Linked DNA regions of Homo sapiens: region 1 is linked to region 2. Evidence: chromatin loops called from intact Hi-C (ENCODE). Cell type or tissue: CD4-positive, alpha-beta T cell. All regions are shown on one strand. Links, peaks and the distances in the headings refer to the core of each region. The heading gives the core; the rest is flanking DNA.

Evidence for each region. A loop is a pair of places that touch in the nucleus more often than their neighbours do. Peaks named below come from ENCODE experiments on the same cell type or tissue, not always from the same donor. Only the 100,000 strongest peaks of a DNase experiment are listed, where the experiment ranks them.
Region 1: it touches region 2 in a loop (4-fold over the local background); 74 of 110 quality-filtered maps call a loop at or near these places.

Annotation. Positions count from the first base shown.
Region 1 is chr2:6,906,844-6,915,177 of GRCh38, reverse strand. It overlaps GRASLND (glycosaminoglycan regulatory associated long non-coding RNA), which reads left to right. Exons shown (of 5, transcript NR_033997.1): 4 at 828-985; 5 at 1,514-2,902. Among named protein-coding and RNA genes, the nearest start is that of RNF144A, 6.4 kb to the left of the region's middle. RefSeq lists enhancers at 5,113-5,242, 5,373-5,422. In CD4-positive, alpha-beta T cell, for the core only: no CTCF peak of the experiment used is centred there; DNase peaks (open chromatin) are centred at 1,217, 4,847 and 5,247; H3K4me3 peaks cover 2,144 bases; H3K27ac peaks cover 4,479 bases.
Region 2 is chr2:7,027,980-7,036,313 of GRCh38, reverse strand. It overlaps RNF144A (ring finger protein 144A), which reads right to left. Exons shown (of 9, transcript NM_014746.6): 8 at 6,099-6,188. Among named protein-coding and RNA genes, the nearest start is that of GRASLND, 110 kb to the right of the region's middle. In CD4-positive, alpha-beta T cell, for the core only: a CTCF peak has its summit at 4,463 (motif pointing right); a DNase peak (open chromatin) is centred at 4,443.

The DNA.
Region 1 (8,334 bases), core at 294-8,293, 120 kb after region 2:
CACCTGTCACTGTCAGTTTTCAGTCCAGCCCCTTACTCAGGTCTGGCTGGCCCATCTCCCCCAGAGGGCTGTCCCATAGAGCCCATTGTAAAGGACACTCATTGTTGCCAAGAGTTTGTGCCAATGCAGTATGACTCACCCTTCACTCATTGAACAAGCTCTTCCTGATTACCTAGATGGGCAAAATTTCCCTGCTCATGCGAAGCAGGCTGGCGACTCAGTGCTGCAGCAAATGGCCCAGAAGCTGGGAAAGCAGATAGCCGTTCTGACACTTCTCTTCTAGACAGAAAATCAAGGGAAGCTCAAGACCCACACTTGAATTTTTTTTAAAAAATTAGACAAGGGGCTGGGTGTGGTGGCTCATGCCTGTAATCCCAGCACTTTGGGAGGCCGAGGCAGGCAGATCACCTGAGGTTGGGAGTTCAAGACCAGCCTGACCAACATGGAGAAACCCCTGTCTCTGTTAAAAATACAAAATTAGCCAGGCGTGGTGGCACATGCCTATAATCCCAGCTACTCGGGAGGCTAAGGCAGGAGAATCGCTTGAACCCCAGAGGCAGAGGTTGCGGTGAGCCGAGATCGCACCACTGCACTGCAGCCTGGCAACAAGAGCGAAACTCAGTCTCAAAAAAAAAAAAAAAGAAAGAAAAAGAAAAAGAAAAGAAAAAAAATTAGACAAGGAAGTTTATGTGAATTTGTAATCACACATTCCATAAATATAGAAAATTCACTTTTTTTATTTTAAAAATTAACAAATTCCATTTCTTGTTTCTCTAGAGTAGCAGGAAATCAAATGTCAGTTCTCATTCTGACTTTCTCTCCTTAAGGACACAGAGGAATCTGGGGGATATTATGGTTCTGGGAATGTGGAATGTAACGTCTCATCTTCAGCCCATCTGTGCTACTGATCATCTCATTCCAGAAGCCATGCCTTCTCTCAGGAGCAGACAGCACAAGACTTTCCTGCCAGAGGCACAGTCCCCAGGTGAGCCACACAGCCTTCACAGGGTAATGCCAAAGAACAGAGGAGAGTTCCTGCTACTCTCCGGGTCTTCTTGGCAAAGCTTCTGATACAGTCTGGCTGTCTCTCCACCTGAATCTCATCTTGAATTGTAGCTCCCATAATTCTCGTATGTCATGGGAGGGATCAGGTGAGAGGTAACTGAATCATGGGGGTGGGTCTTTCCTGTGCCGTTCTCGTGACAGTGAATAAGTTTTATGAGATCTGATGGTTTTATAAAGGGGAGTTCCCCTGCAAATGTTCTTGCCTGCTGTGACTTTGCTCCTCCTTGCCTTCCGCCGTGATTGTGAGGCCTCCCCAGTTATGTGGAACTGTGAGTCCATTAAACCTCTTTTTCTTTATAAATTACCTAGTCTCAGGCATGTCTCTATTGGCAGTGTGGGAACAGACAGACTAATACAGCTTCCCTTGTCTGTACTCTTACCCTTCTCCCTTCAAAAGCATCCTCTCTTTCTTTTCCAACCTTTCCAACCTCTCGAATAATCTCTGCAGTGGGAGTAGCATCCACATAAGACAGGATGCAGAGATGTCTTCAAGCAGCTTCAAACAAAACTTCAAGAAAGAAAGTGCAAGTGAAAAAGGAAATTCATCCTTCCAGTCACTTAACACAGCACTGTCACGGACACCTTGTGCCTCCTTAAAATTCGTATACTGAAGTTCTAAGCCCCAGTACCCCAGAATGTGACCTTCTTTGGAAATAGGGTCATTGCAGATATGATTAGTTAAGAGGAGATCATACTGGAGTGGGCTTTAATCCAATATGACTGGTGTCCTTATGTAAAGGGGAAATTTGGACACAGACACACACAAGGAGAACACCATGTGAACTGAAGTCAAAGATTTGGGTGATGCTTCTACAAGCCAAGAAATGCCAAAGATGACCAGCAAAGCACCGGCAGCTGGTGGAGGAGCCTGGACCAGATTCTTCCTCACAGCCCTCAAAAGGAACCAATCTTGCCAAAGCTTTGACTTAGACTTCTAGCCCCCTGTGATGGTTAATGTTAAGTGGCAGCTTGACTGGGTTAAGGGATGCCCAGATAGCTGGTAAGACAGTATGTCTGTGTGCATCTCTCAGAGTGTTTCTGGACAAGATCAGCATTTGAATCCTTAGAGTAAAGAAGATCTGCCCTCACCCACGTGCATCACCCTATCTCTGGAGAGCGCGAACAAACAGGAGGAAGGGCACATATGCTCCTTCTGTTCCAGCTGGCACATCCATCTTCTCCTGCCCCCTGACTTCAGAGCTCCTGGTTCTCGGGCCTCAGGATTCCAGCACTTACATGAGAGCGTGCTTCCCCCTCCCTACTCCACCCCTAGGTTCTCCGCCCTTTGGCCTCTGACTGAATTCCACCACCAGCTTTTCAGGGTCTCCAGCTTGCAGACGGCAGATCGTGGGACTTCTTGGCCTCCATAATTATGTAAGCCAATTCCCATAATAAATCTCCTATCTATCTATCTATCTATCCATCTATCAATCATCTATCTAGTCTATCTATCTATCTATCTCTATCCTATTGATTCTGTGTCTCTGAGGAACCCTAATACACCTCCAGAACTGTGAGATGATACATTTCTGTGGTTTAAGCCACTCAGAAGGTGGTACTTTGTTTCACCAGGCCTAGCAAACTAATACAAGTGCATGGAAGGTGACTACTCATGACTGCAACTTAGAGAACAAGGGTTATAATAAAAATAAAAGTGTTATACAAAGGTGGCAAGATAAATGACAATAAATGAAAATATTAACATGTGAATTAAAAAGTAAAGATATTTTTCCTAGCATTCTCCCAGAAAGTAGAGACGCGTCTCTCTTGTTTGCCATCATATCCAGCAATGGCAAGATAAGTTCTAGGCACTTCATAAAAATTTGTTGAATGAAAGAAATGAATCTTCTGTGGTTCTTTATTAACCGGATCTTCTATGCATGGCTCAAATGCAAGCTCCGTAGATTCTACTTAGAACTGAAAAGGACCCAAGAGAAAGTTTTGTCTGATCTTTTCACTTCACTTATGGGAACACTGAGGTTTACCGAGGCCATGCCAGATCCAGGATCCCTGCTTGCTCAAGGCACACATGGTAATATTACAGAAGGCTGATTCAGAGGTCTTTTAACTTTTTATTACACTGCTTTTCTATAGTAATCAATTGAATATGGCCCTTGGGGCTTGACAGAATTTTTAAAGGCTTTCTCAAGTCTCAAAGAATGATTATATTTAACAGCAGACAGACCTCATTGTGGGCAAACATTTAATGCTCACTAAATAGCCATGCATTTTCCCAGATTTTCTGGCCCCCTCACAGTCAGGCCAGGGCATGTGACTCATTTTGTTCCATAGACTGTAGACATAAGCCTCACTTTTGAGCCAAGGCAATGAGAAAGACCTTCATGACACTGAACTTGCCCATCACCATCCCAGTGATAACAGAGCCACATATTGAGGTGGTGGGACCACCAAATGGAGTCAGCTGGATCTGTGGGTTGCCCACTGGTAGGATGATCCTCAGGAGAACATGAACCTGCATGTGTTAAGCTATTGAAATTTTAGGGTTTATTTGTTATGCCAGCATGGTCTTGCCTAAACTAACAACTAAAGCTAACACATTCACTGTAAACTGGTTTTGAGTAGCAGTAATTCACAGGTACTTGAGTCTTGAAGGAGAGCCCAAGTACAATACTAGGTAGGCAGAGTAAGTCATTCAGTCTTAGACATGAGAGCACAGTTGAGGCAGATAGCCAAGAGCTAGGAAAAGATGGGAACCTGGAAGAAATTCAGGTAGCAGATAGGTGCAAGGGGAACACAGTACACAATCCAGGTCTGTGTCCTGGGCAACAACTCAGGTGCCCACAGCTCATTCCTAGTGGATGCTGCCACATGGTAACACGTGAGGTTTAAAATAAAGAGCTATGGGGGAGAAACAGGACTTGCTATTCCACCTACTGAACAGGGCTCAGGTGATATATCGCAAGGTGGATGCTTGAATGCTTCATGAAGATTCCCTACAGAACCAAGGCAGTCATTATCCCGTGAGCTGGGACTGTTGGCTGTGGAAGGCTCACATCCCAGGAATCAATCTTGGCCAAAGGTAGCTGCCTCCTGCAAAACTCCTTCCAAAACCGCTTGCCTGGGACATAACATATGTCTCATTTCATATCTTTGTGTGAAAGTTTGGTCTATTGGGTTGTATTTCTGAGAATCGCTTGGCATACCTTGGGACAACACTGAAGGGCTCCCTAGCCCCAGAGTTCCCCAGCAAATGCATCCCAGCTCCCCTGTGTCCTCATTCTTCTACAGGAACCCTTCCTAAGCATCTCTTAACCACCAACCTCCATCTCAGAGTCTGTTTCCCAGGGAACCTGACCTGAGACAGTAAGATGGGGAAAGTGAGCTCCAGCAAGATTGCAGAAGAAGAGAATCATAAAACATTTTCCTGACAATAGATTGTCTGGCTTGGTAGGACCAGGAGGTTTATCTGTTATGGATAAAGGTGGCAGGTGGGCTTGAGCAGGAATGGACAGAATCTTGGATGCCACCTAAGAATGGAAAGTTCTGGGGGATAATGGGAATAAAAAATAAAAATAGGGGCTATAGAGACCCTTTCTGGATGGAAACATACTTAAAAGGCCCTTTAGAGGTCATTTTGTTTCATTGCTGTATGTTTCTAAGTATTTAACTTTTATTCTGCTATTATTTTAAATGCTCCTCACCTTAGATTATTCAATCTCCTTAAAATACATACAGTACTTAAAAACTCCTCTCTCTCTCTCTTTCTACACACACACACACACACACACACACACACACATCGCCACCACCATCAACAACAATAACAAACGCAAACACTCTCATCAAATCCCCACACCTTGACGGCCTGGAAAACTTCTCCTACTATTTTAAACTCCAGTGCACCACTGACACCTCTAGTAACATTTCTGTCACTCCCCTGGGTTAGCCAATCTTTCTGCTGAGCTGTGCTCACACCACTTTTGTTACTCTCTTATTATATTATCATATTTGTATGTTTGGCATTAGACATGAAAGAATGTAATAGTCCAATGAAAGAATGCAAATTCCTCTTTTTCCTTTCCCCATCTTGCATGTGTATGAAGAACTCTATCAGTCTGTCTTCTCCTTCCTTCTTCTCTCATTTCATATCTTCGTGTGAAAGTTTGGTCTATTGGGTTGTATTTCTGAGAACCTATTCTTATCAGAGGATCACAGGGCAAGACCACAAGCCACTTCCTCTAAAGAAGACATGCACTCACAGTTTCTAATCATCAAGAGGAGAGCAGGCTTCACAGATTGAAACAAGCAAATAACAACAACAAATAAAACCCAGAAACCCAGAAGCTGAGTCCCAGGCAGTTTGGAAGAAAGAAGGACAAAGCCCTCTGCCTGAGCTTGGCTCGGGCTTTGCTGCCAAAGTCAGTTTAGGTTTCATCAAGATCTAGCTATGCATTTCAGTTAGACTCCCTCAGCTCCAGTTTCCTTAGCAATGAAATGAAGGATGATTACACTTCTCTTCTATGGTTTCTCTGAGCATTTAAAATAAAAATTATGCAAAGCACTTAACACCATACTTGGCATGCCCACTTCAGGGCTCAAAACTTTTTAGCTGCTAAAATATGCGCTCTACCCTTAAGGACCATATAGTTTAAGTTAAGAGAAGAATTGTGTGTCCAGTGGTAGGAGGCAATGGCGCATTCCCCCAAGACCGAGAGTATTGTGATTCCATCAGTTGTAGAGCCACCCCCAGGGAGAATGTAAATCTTGGTCAATATTGTGAAATGGGACTATGAAGTCCAATGCCTTAACCCCTATTGAAATTGTATCTCCATCATTAGCCTTAGACAATCTGAATGTTATTTGTTATGGGATCATTTTGGTTAGGACGGGCTAATCTGTGTTACAGTAACAAGTAATCTCAAAATGTGAACTGTCCCATATATGCAGTTTGCTGTGACCGTATTTGTCTCTCCAATACTATCCTCCCAATAAGCACACAAGATCAAGGTTGCCTGTTTTTAGACTCAGCCATCTCAACATGAGGCCTCCTCTGTAATCACTGTGGACCCAAAAGCAAATGTTGTACAGCCTTGTACTAGCAGTTAAATGCACTCATAATTGGCCGGAATTAGTAGCTTTGCTTAACTGAAAGAGGGTGAGAAAGTATAATTTTCTCATGTTCACAGAAGGGGGTATGAATAACTATTCAAAGTCTTTACAACAGGGAGTAAAAATATTTCCTTCAAGGAACAGTGATTAAGGTTACCAGTTTTCAGTGAATAGCTAATGCCTGATATACCACTGAATAAATTAGGGATAGTCATGGTGGCACTGTGACTTGAATTTGAAAACAGGCATCTGATAAGACAAGTCAGATCTTCAGGGGTATTTCATTTGGGGAGTGTCATGTTTTATAAAACTTGAACACCTCTAAGAGGAGTATGTTCTCTAGCTCACCCTGGCTCCCACCACCCTGTGCTGTCTTATATCAAGTTGCTTCACACATGTCTGTATTTCTGATTTTTGAGGCCACTTGAAGGCCGACATTGGACCCCTCACAAAACAGAGCAGAGCATTTTTTTGTTTTGTTTTTTGTTTCCATAGGTTATTGGGGAACATGTGGTGTTTGGCTACATGAGTAAATTCTGTAGTGGTGATTTGTGAAACTTTGGCACCCATCACCCGAGCAGTATACACTGCACCCAATTTGTAGTCTTTTATCCCTCACCCACATCCCACCCTTTCCTACTGAGTCCCCAAGGCCCACTGTGTCATTCTTATGCCTTTGCATCCTGATAGCTTAGCTCCCACTTAAGTATGATAACATACAACCTTTGGTTTTCCATTCCTGAGTTACTTCACTTAGAATAATAGTCTCCAATCTCATTCAAGTTGCTGCAAATGCCGTTAATTCATTCTTTTTTTATGGATGAGTAGTCAGAACATTTTTAGAAGTTTATGTTCTACCGGATTTTTCAGACCTGAGCTCTGGCGAAGCGCTCATCTCAATATTCCCATTAAGATGTAGAATGAAAGACCACCAGAGTCCTCCATGTTTTGTGTGTGTGTGTGTGTGTTAAAACTTTGTTGCTACTTCTACCATCCTTCAACACTTATTTTACCTATTCGTTTACAAGACTGCCTTCTCCACTAAACTTTGAGCACCTTAGCGACAAAACAATCTTATGCTCATTTTTGTGTTTTTAGCACTTGCTATAAAAGCTGATACATCATAGGTGCATACTAAATGAGTAAGTTAACTAACGGGCAGCCGTCTTAAGCCTCCTGTTCTCTAAGGTGTTCTTCCCCAAAACCCAAATGTCCTCTCTTTTTGCTCATGACAATTATCAGGACTTCAAACTGTGCCATGAGTTTTTATCTATTTTGTCCTGCATTACCTCAGATTATGAAGGATGGCTTTCACATGATGTGAACTCATTGGTAACTGTTAGTAGTTACCAGAGGCCACCAAGAGCTGTTTGTATAATTAACTCAAGTCCTTACACTAATCTGCATTGATCCCTCATTTTGCTGATGAGGAAACTGGGCCTTTGTGAACCTAAGTATCGCACCCTTAATCAAACACGGTACTGCAGCTCAAGCCAGGCTGTCCCACGGCAGGTGCCTTTTCTATCACTGCTTTGCCTCTCTTACTCAGTTGTTTAACTCTCTCGTGTGTCTAACTCTTGTCCTAACATTTGTAAATTTCTCAAAGATGAAAAGCCTGACTCTTCTTCTTGGATATTCCCCATAGCGTCTGGCACAGGTCTCACCACACAGTAGATATGCACCAAGCTGTTCCTGAATTAAATCTTTCAACTACAAGGATCTTGCCAGGCATCACCAGGTTGTGGTAGGCAAATAGGTAGGAAATAGCTTAAGTTTGCTCTCTGTTCCCTGCTTTTCCCTCTCCTGGCCAATACCTGAGAGAAAGGTGGGGCTGACACATCCCAACGACAACTTGAAGAACAAGATTAATGTTTGCTAATTCCCCAGACTCCCTCAGTTTTACAGAAAATCAGTGGAGAAACTGCAAGTTTAATCACAACGAAGACATTTCAGGCTCTGTCACAGCGGATGGAGGCAATATTTAAAGGACTGGAAACGTCCATGGGGCCCCAAGTCATAATACTCACAGCACTGCCTACTTCAATAGAAGTGGCTTTATTAACTGCCATCAGACAAAGTCAAGTCAAATCTATTAAATGGCATCAAAGTCAGGTCAAATCTATTAGGTATATTGCATCTTACCATTTAAATGATGGATCATGCTATGGACTGAATGGTCTCCTTCCAAAACTCACATGT
Region 2 (8,334 bases), core at 216-8,215:
GGTAAAGAAAGTTTCCTTTCACTTCTCAGAAGAGAAGGAAGAGCTGGTTTTGGGTAAGATTCTCCCTTGTCAGATGCTGATGTCCTAAGGAAGTAAGGTTACTCTAGAGAAAATGAAATGCTCCTCCACACGATGGCTGATTTCTGGGATAGCGCTGGAAAAAGGCCGGCAAGCACTTCATGCAATCGTGTGCACAGCGAATGCACAGGAGGGCAGATGGACAGGGCACAGGTGCGGCTCACAGCACCCACACTCACTCCAGCAACCGCACAGTCAGTCCCACGTGAGACATCTGCCCACCGTGCGGTCTTGCATTCGCGGCCACTCTGCTGGTTTTCATGCTCATTTACTTTAACAGGAGACTCTGCTATACTGAATAAAAAATGTATCACTTGCGATGAAACAAACTGTACAATAACTTTATGCAACAAAGACAATTCTTCCTTTACAGCACTGTTTTCCGTTTGACAAGAGTGCCAGGTAAGATGCAAGTGGCATATAAAACCTCTGCTCCCGTAAAAAATAATGAAAGCAGCCTGCAATCTCAAAGAGACACGTTGGAATTCCCCCAAATCTCTTAGAATAATCTTACTGAGCTTCACATCTAAAGGAGGAAGAACTGGGGAGAAGGAACCTTTCAAAATGACCCTGAAAGTTGGGAATCACAGGACACTGAATTCAGGGCATGTTCTGAGTGCTCCTGAGGTTTGAGTGGAGCAAGCCCCTATGTGACAGAGAAATGTGTCCCCAGGGAGCCAATGAAACCTGACTTGGGCAAGAAGTTCTAACCCACAGCAGGGTCAGTGACAGAGGGTGGCCCAGCTGACCCATTTGTAGGACGGGAAAGCAATTTGGTGGGTCAAGATGAGGACTTTAGTAAACAGAGCAGAACAGAAAATGCAGGAGCACAGAGTGGGGAAGTTATGTCGATGTGGGTGTGCACAGGGATGTTTTATGGGTTACAAGGTACTACACTGGTACATGTCTCCCTGTGGGCTGCAGTCAAGTAAGATTCCAAAGACGCTGCTCAGCACGTGCTGTGGCCTGGGCTCTTTAGAGACACGTAACGGGAGAAGCAGGAGCTGGAGCAAAGCCTTAAAAATGGATGGGAGGGATATAGCTTGACAGGGAGAAGGAACAAAACAGGGCAAGAGAGAGACACAGGAGTGGAGAAGGCAGAACAGCAGGCCATCCTGAGCGGGCTCCTCTGAGGCCACAAGGCTGGCAGATTCTGCTTTGCAGAGATGAAGATGACAAGGGAGGCCAAATGTGGAGGACCAAGAGGCTCAGCAGAAGTCTTCAGGTTATGCCCCGTCTGAGCATTTTATTCTGCTGCTCTAAAACCTTCTCTGGCTCCCTAGTGCCATACAGACTTAAGTCTACAGCAAGACACCACACCCTCTCCAAGGCCAATCACGACTCTGCCCCTAACTTCCCATCAGCTGCACTCCCGAAGGCTCCCCAGCCGGCCCCAGAGTGTCCCATTCTGTGCCTCCGCTCACACTGTCCTCTCCTCCTTCAAAGCACTTTCTGCAACATCCAGTATTTAGGACTTTTATGGTCTGATTCAGGTGCCACTCATTTCATACTATTTTTCTTGAATATTCCAGCTTGTTGAATTATCAAGAAATAATTCTTGGCTTCTAATGTCTCACCCTGCCTTGCGATCTTATGAGTTTCCCACAGCCTGGCAGGTGCACGTGCCACAAAGGCACCTGGTGCTACCAGGTGTCCTTCACAGCACTGCACTTGGGAGCACGCTCAGTGCCGTAGCAGCCCGGAGGAAGGACAGGGCAGGGGAGATGCCGGAAGCCTGAAAACTAGGCAGGAGGTGGCAGAAGCGAGCTCTTTACACGGACTCATTTCCAAAAGGCAGACAGAGATGAGTCCGAGCAAAGCTGGGGCTCCTAAGGAGGGTGGGCGTCCACTCAAACGGCTGCACGCTGTCGCTTGCTACAGCTTGACACTCCTGGCTGCTCTGTTTCCCCAAACACTATCGCTCCAAGTCTCACCGCACTTTTGTGAACTTTTTTTTTTTTTTTGAGACAGAGTCTTGCTCTGTCGCCCAGGCTGGAGTGCAGTGGCACGATCTTGGATCACTGCAACTTCTGCCTTCAAAGAAAGGAAGAACTATTAGGTGTCATTAGAGAGGTGGTGTTACTCCTGTCCCTCCCTAGGAGAAACAAAAACAGTTCTTCCTGTCTTTGAATGGGGACGAACAAGCTCCAAGTCATCCACTTCCACCTTCTCCTCACCAGGAGCAGAACCAGAAAATAAAGCAGCTCTCATGGCTCCTGGGACGGGGACACAGCAACCCTTTGCTCCCTGCCCGGCCCCTGTGAAGTTCCCCACGTGTAGAAAGCCGCCGAAGGCACGAGGACCATTAGCCCTGTGGAGAGGGCTGCGAGTCAACACCCACGGCCAAACGGGTCATTCGCGATTTTGCCCGTGCACTACTTCCAAAGATAACTGTGCCCCAGGCACAGGACCAGTGCCAAAGAGGTTACAAAGATGAGCAAAACAGGTCCCTGCTCCCAAGAGCACTTTTCTGTATCCTAAGAGATAAGACCCAGATGAGCACTGGGCTATGACCAGAGTGGGGTGGGTCCACATGGGAGGGAGGGCTCTTCTTGGATGACAGTCACACACAAGAGACTTCACGGAGGAGGTCACACCTGGATTGGGCCACAGAGAAGGTTAGAATGTGGATGTGCAGAGCTGGGCAGGAACAGGAGAAGTAGAGGAAGAGAGTGATGAAGACCAAGCTGGCAGCAACGGCCAGGGCAAAGGAGAGAGGCAGGGAAAGCACGGGCGCTGCAGGCCAAAGTTCAGAGTGAGCCTGGAGGAGCAGGGAAGATGCGGCTGCCAAGACCCATGCTCAGGCTCTCCCAGGTTCCAAGACCAGTGGGCCTTTGGCAGCTCCAGGGCACGATGGCGTGAGGATATCTGACTGCCAGCCCCAGCTGAGGCCCAAGCCAGCAGCCAGATCAAGCACCAGAAGCATGGGGCACGGGCCTGCAGGGGCTCCTGCCCAGCTTCAGAGCTGCCCCGGCTGATGCCACGTGGGCCGCACATGGGCTGGCTTGGCTGAGCCCTGTTCACACCACAGATTCCAGAGCAAAATACATGTGAGGATGGTAAGCCTGAGTATGTGGGAGGCTTGGCACCCAGCAACAGCCAGCCAGAGTCCCTGTGGAAAGCACCTGCTCTCACCTGGAACTCACCTTCTCTACAGGGAAACTGCCAGAGTTGGGCAATGGTTTCCGAGTTCTCACCAAGCTCTGACTCAGTTTCTGCCAAGGTGCACACAACAGCATCCACTCACACGGTGGCTGTGCAAATGCCGGGTCCCCCGAGTCAGCACCCAGTCACCCCCTACCTACAGCCCAGGGAAAACCAAGTACAGAAGAGGAATGCAGCCTCCTGGCAGTTTCTATGCTGCGTGGGGAGGGGGGTGTAGGTGTTGTTATGGGTTGAATCCTGTCCTCACAAAACAATATATTGAAGTTCTAGCCCCCTAGTATCTCAGAATGTGACCTTCTTTGGAAACAGGGTCTCTGTAGATGCAATCAAGTTACCATGAGGTGATTAGCGTGGGCCTCGATCCCATACCACTGATGTCCTGATAGAAAGGGGGGATTTGGACAATGATGGAAGACGAGGTGGAGACGCACAGGGAAGAGGCAGCCGGAGGAAGACGGAGGATTGCAGTGACGCATCGATCTGTCCAGGAATGCCGCAGATGGCTGGCGAACCACAGAAGCTGGACAAGGCCGGAGGGACTCTCCTACAGGTTTCAGAGCAGGCAGGGCCCTGCTGACACCTCGATTTCAGAATTCTGAGCTCCAGGACTGAGCCAATACATTTCTGCTGTTCTGAGCCACCCAGTCTGCAGCGCTTTGTCACAGCAGCCAGAGCAGAGCTGCAAGGGGCGCGGATTCGAGCAGAGCTGCAAGGGGCGCGGATTCCAGCAGAGCTGCAAGGGGCGCGGATTCCAGCAGAGCTGCAAGGGGCGCGGATTCCAGCAGAGCTGCAAGGGGCGCGGATTCCAGCAGAGCTGCAAGGGGCGCGGATTCCAGCAGAGCTGCAAGGGGCGCGGATTCCAGCAGAGCTGCAAGGGGCGTGGATTCAAGCCGTGCCGGGCCACGTGCAAAGAGAACAGTCAGAGGAGCTCAAACCAACTCTCTAGACCAGAGGGCAGTACGCCATGGCCCGGGGGCCAAATCTGCCTTCATCATCTGTTCTGTTTTGTTTATCCATACAGCTTTATTGGGACATAATTCCTGTGCCACGCAATTCAGATCAAGTACACACATTCAATGGTTTCCAGTGTGTTCACAGAGTTACGCAACCATCACCACAGTCACTTCCACCTGCCTGTGTAAACAGTTTCACTGGAACACGGCCAAGGTAACTCACTGACGTACCGTTGGCAGCTTCTGTGCCGCCAGGTGGAGTTGACAGGTGCAGCAGAGGCCTACGGCCTGCGAGGCCAAGAATGCTCAGCATCTGCTCTCTGATGGGAGGCGTGTCTTATCGCCTGCTGTGGACGCCCACAGGCTCTGCCACGTGGTCGGCATTTAAGATTGTCCAGGAAGTGCAGCTGTAGGTGGACCTTTCCCTCGTCCTGGCAACTGCCTTGAGACTGAGTTTCTCCATCTTTTAGATGAGGCTGACACATGTGCCTCAGAGGCTCTCCTGAAGGAGTCACAGACTTGAGCCCTTCACGCCTCTCGAGGAGCAGGCAGGGAGCAGCAGCCAATGTGCCTCCTGCCACTAATCCCTCAGCAGCTTCCCACTCACCCAGCACAAGATCCAGGGTTGCTCTGTGGACTGCCAGGCCCTAAAAGGGTCTGTCCCTGCCATCATCTCTGACCATCTCCCCATCACGTCACCTCTAGCTGATTTATTAGGTTCTGTGTCCTTGCTGCTTTATCATCTCTGTCCCTAAACAGAACGTAGTTCCGTAGAAGGACACATCTGTCTCACGCACCACTGTATCTCCAGCTCCTACAGCAGTACCCAGCACACGGTAGGCTATAAATATGTGTTGAAAGCACAAGTTAATATTAACCAACACGAGGGTCCTTTATCAACTCCAAAGACTGCACAGGCATTAACACCTAGGGCCAGGGTCCCCAACACCTGGGCCATGGACGGGTAGCGGTCTGTAGCCTGTTAGGAACCAGGGTGCACGGCAGGAGTGAGTGGTGGGGGTGGGGGAAGCAAACGAGCAAACCTTCATCTGTATTTACAGCTGCTCCCCATTGCTCACGTTACCGCCTGAGCCCCACCTCCTGTCAGATCAGCAGCGACATTAGACTCTCGTAGGAGCACGAACCCTGTTGTGAACTGCGCATGCGAGGGATCTGGGTTGCAGCCTCCTTATATGAGAATCTAAATGCCTGATGATCTATCACAGTCTCCCATCACCCTCAGATGGGACCATCTAGTTGCAGGAAAACAAGCTCAGGGCTCCCACTGATTCTACATGATAGTGAGTTGTACAACTATTTCACTATATATTACAATGTAATCATGACATAAAGTGCACAATAAATGCAATATGCTGAATCATCCCAAATCCATCCCCCTGCCCAGTCTGTGGAAAAACTGCCTTCCACGAAGTGAGTCCCTGGTGCCAAAAAGGTTGGGGACCACTGACCTCGGAATTTTTCCACTCCTTCCTTGTTATCCATTCCTGTTACTACCTTGCTTATCTCAGGGCCTCAAGAGAAAGCTCTTTGTTAAGGGCTAGGCAAGGATTACCTAAACACGGTCAGCAGGTCATGACCAAGGCCATGAGTCCCGTGCAAGTGATCTGAAGTCTGATGCTGAAGACCCATCAGACAATGAATGTGATGCGCGTTGACATTAACTTTGGGCCAGGGCTTCCATAAGGATAAGCCTATACCAGCAAAAACCAGCAGGAAGCACATCTACTAGCTCTTTCTATCCAGGAGATCTTCGTCCTTTAGGCAAGTCTGGAAACACTAAAGATATACATACACACACACACACACACACACACACACACACACACACACACACACACAGTCTCTCTCTGAGATCAACCTTCCAGGCAAATCACCTCCTACCTGTGTCCGATGCCAGATCACAGATGCCCGGGAGTGGCCCAGCTTGTTCCGGCAGGGTCCCTTATCGTAGTGTATCAGAAGGAAATCATCCTGTGAGGGGCAGAGACAGAGACGGCATGAACGAGTGGTTCCTGCTCAGTTCGGTGAGTATCACAGCCATTGATGCATTTCTTCTCCTATGCTCATGATAAGTGGAGACATGAGGGAGGTGACACAGGGAAGGGCACGCATCCGGGAACACCTGGCCACAGCCACTGGAGGCCCAGGCCGCTCCTCCCCAGGGCCTCCCTTCATCACCTAGCAGCCCTGGACAGCACAGCCTCGGGCTCTAGAGGGAGCTTTGGACCAGACTTCAGGCCCAGCCCAAAGAAGGACCTCCCCTGCACAGTGGCTGGCTTCTGAGCTTGTGGGAAAGAAGGGATCTCATGGGGACAAAGGGCTACTGAACACGCAGGTCACTGCTGCTCCAAAGAGCTCCTGCTGGCTCCGGCTGTGTGTGACTCCACCAGAGTCCCTCTGCCCTGGCATCTTCCTGGTGCAGTGACAGGGCTATTCCTGGGATTGGATGATTTTCTTTGTTGCTGATCCATCCCCCTCCATCAGGTCGGGCTTCTCACCTAGAAAGCGCTTCCTCTCCACTCAGGCCACTTGATTTTCCTCATGATTCAAGATCCAGCCCGGGGAGCACTTTCTGTCTGCATCTTCTCAGACCATCCTGAGTGGGCAGCAGTTCTCTGCACTCCAGGAACACCTGTGGACGCCTCCCTCCAGGCGTTCTCCACCCCACCTCCATTTCCTGGAGCTGGGACCCTCACACATGTTGGTCTCTCTAAGTGTGTTCCCCAGCTCAGTGCTTGGCACCCAGATCTCAATGACTACCCACTGGCGTGAGGGGAATGGCATTTCTATACCGAGCCCTCTATGCCTCCAGGACCAGGAGGCACCGTTTTCAATCCTGATCAATGAAGGAAATGACGAGGCACATGGTGCCACGGAGGGGCAAGCCTGTTGATTCATTTAAAGGAGGCTGTAAACAGACAGCTGCTTTTTCAGAAAAGAACAAACAAACACAGGGCCCAATGCGCCTGAGGAAACAGGAAGTCACTCTTCCGAAAACCAGGAGGAGCAGGTCAGGGGTCATGGCCTTCTGTTCCTTTCAATCAACTCTGGTAAGACAGTTTGGGGGCTGCAGCCGGACTTCCTCTCCTTGTGGGGAGGACACCAGCCTTGAGTTTCCTGATTTTTGGGGTCAAGCCTCCTGGTGTCTGAATGCACAGTGAATGGAGGGCCATCAAATCCTGGCTGTTACAGGTGCAGTAGCAAGAGGCTTTGGCTGGGGGCTGGGGTCCCAGCTACCACTGTCTGCCTCGCTTCTGTGCCCAGATGCCCCATCTGTGAGAGGAAAGGGAGGAGCAGGCAAACACAAAGCCACTTCTGGCCACACCTTTCTCTTCTACAAAGCTATTTCTGTCCACTTCCATCACTGTGAGCTCTCTCCTCCTTGAACTCTTAACCAAAATTTCCTTTGCGCTGACATTAATTTACACACCACTGAGAAGAGCTCATTCTCCATTTGTATGTCTCCATTTTCCAGACTGCCTCTCACAATGTCTTGCACTGCAGGCTCTTTAAACGTTTTTGAATTTGTTTTCTGAAACGCAAACCAAATCCTGTGTACTACCCAGTTGAGAAGTGGTTACTGACCTCTGCGAGCAGACATGGACAAGCCTGGCTGCACATCCGAGCCACCTGGACAGCTTTTGGAAGCTGAAGATACTGACTCCGAGGTCTGAGGCAGGGCCCAGTCCTCAGGCTCCCTAAGTGATTCTGATCCATCCTATCCTTGGGAAGCACAGGCCTCTGCTGGGGGCCAGGCCCCTGATCTGGTACACAGGGGCCGTCGTCTGGGCCTCACCTTGTCTTTCCAGCATCTCTGGCCAGGCCACGTATGAGTTCACATCCTCTTTCATCGTGCCCAGGTCTTTGGTAGTAACCTGGCTCAGCACATTCTGTCCTCTCTGGTGAACAAACTCACTCAGCCTTCAAGTCCTCAGCTACCCACTGGCCCCCAGAGCCAGTAACCTCCTGACTCCTCCTTGGGGCCGCCAGGGACTTTACACCCTTAGCCATGCAGCCTCCTTCATAGCAATGTGTCCGGATCGTGCCTTATGGGGCTCGTCAGGGAGATGACAAGCTCCTCAAGGTCAAGAACTTCACCCTCCCACCCCGCCCCCCA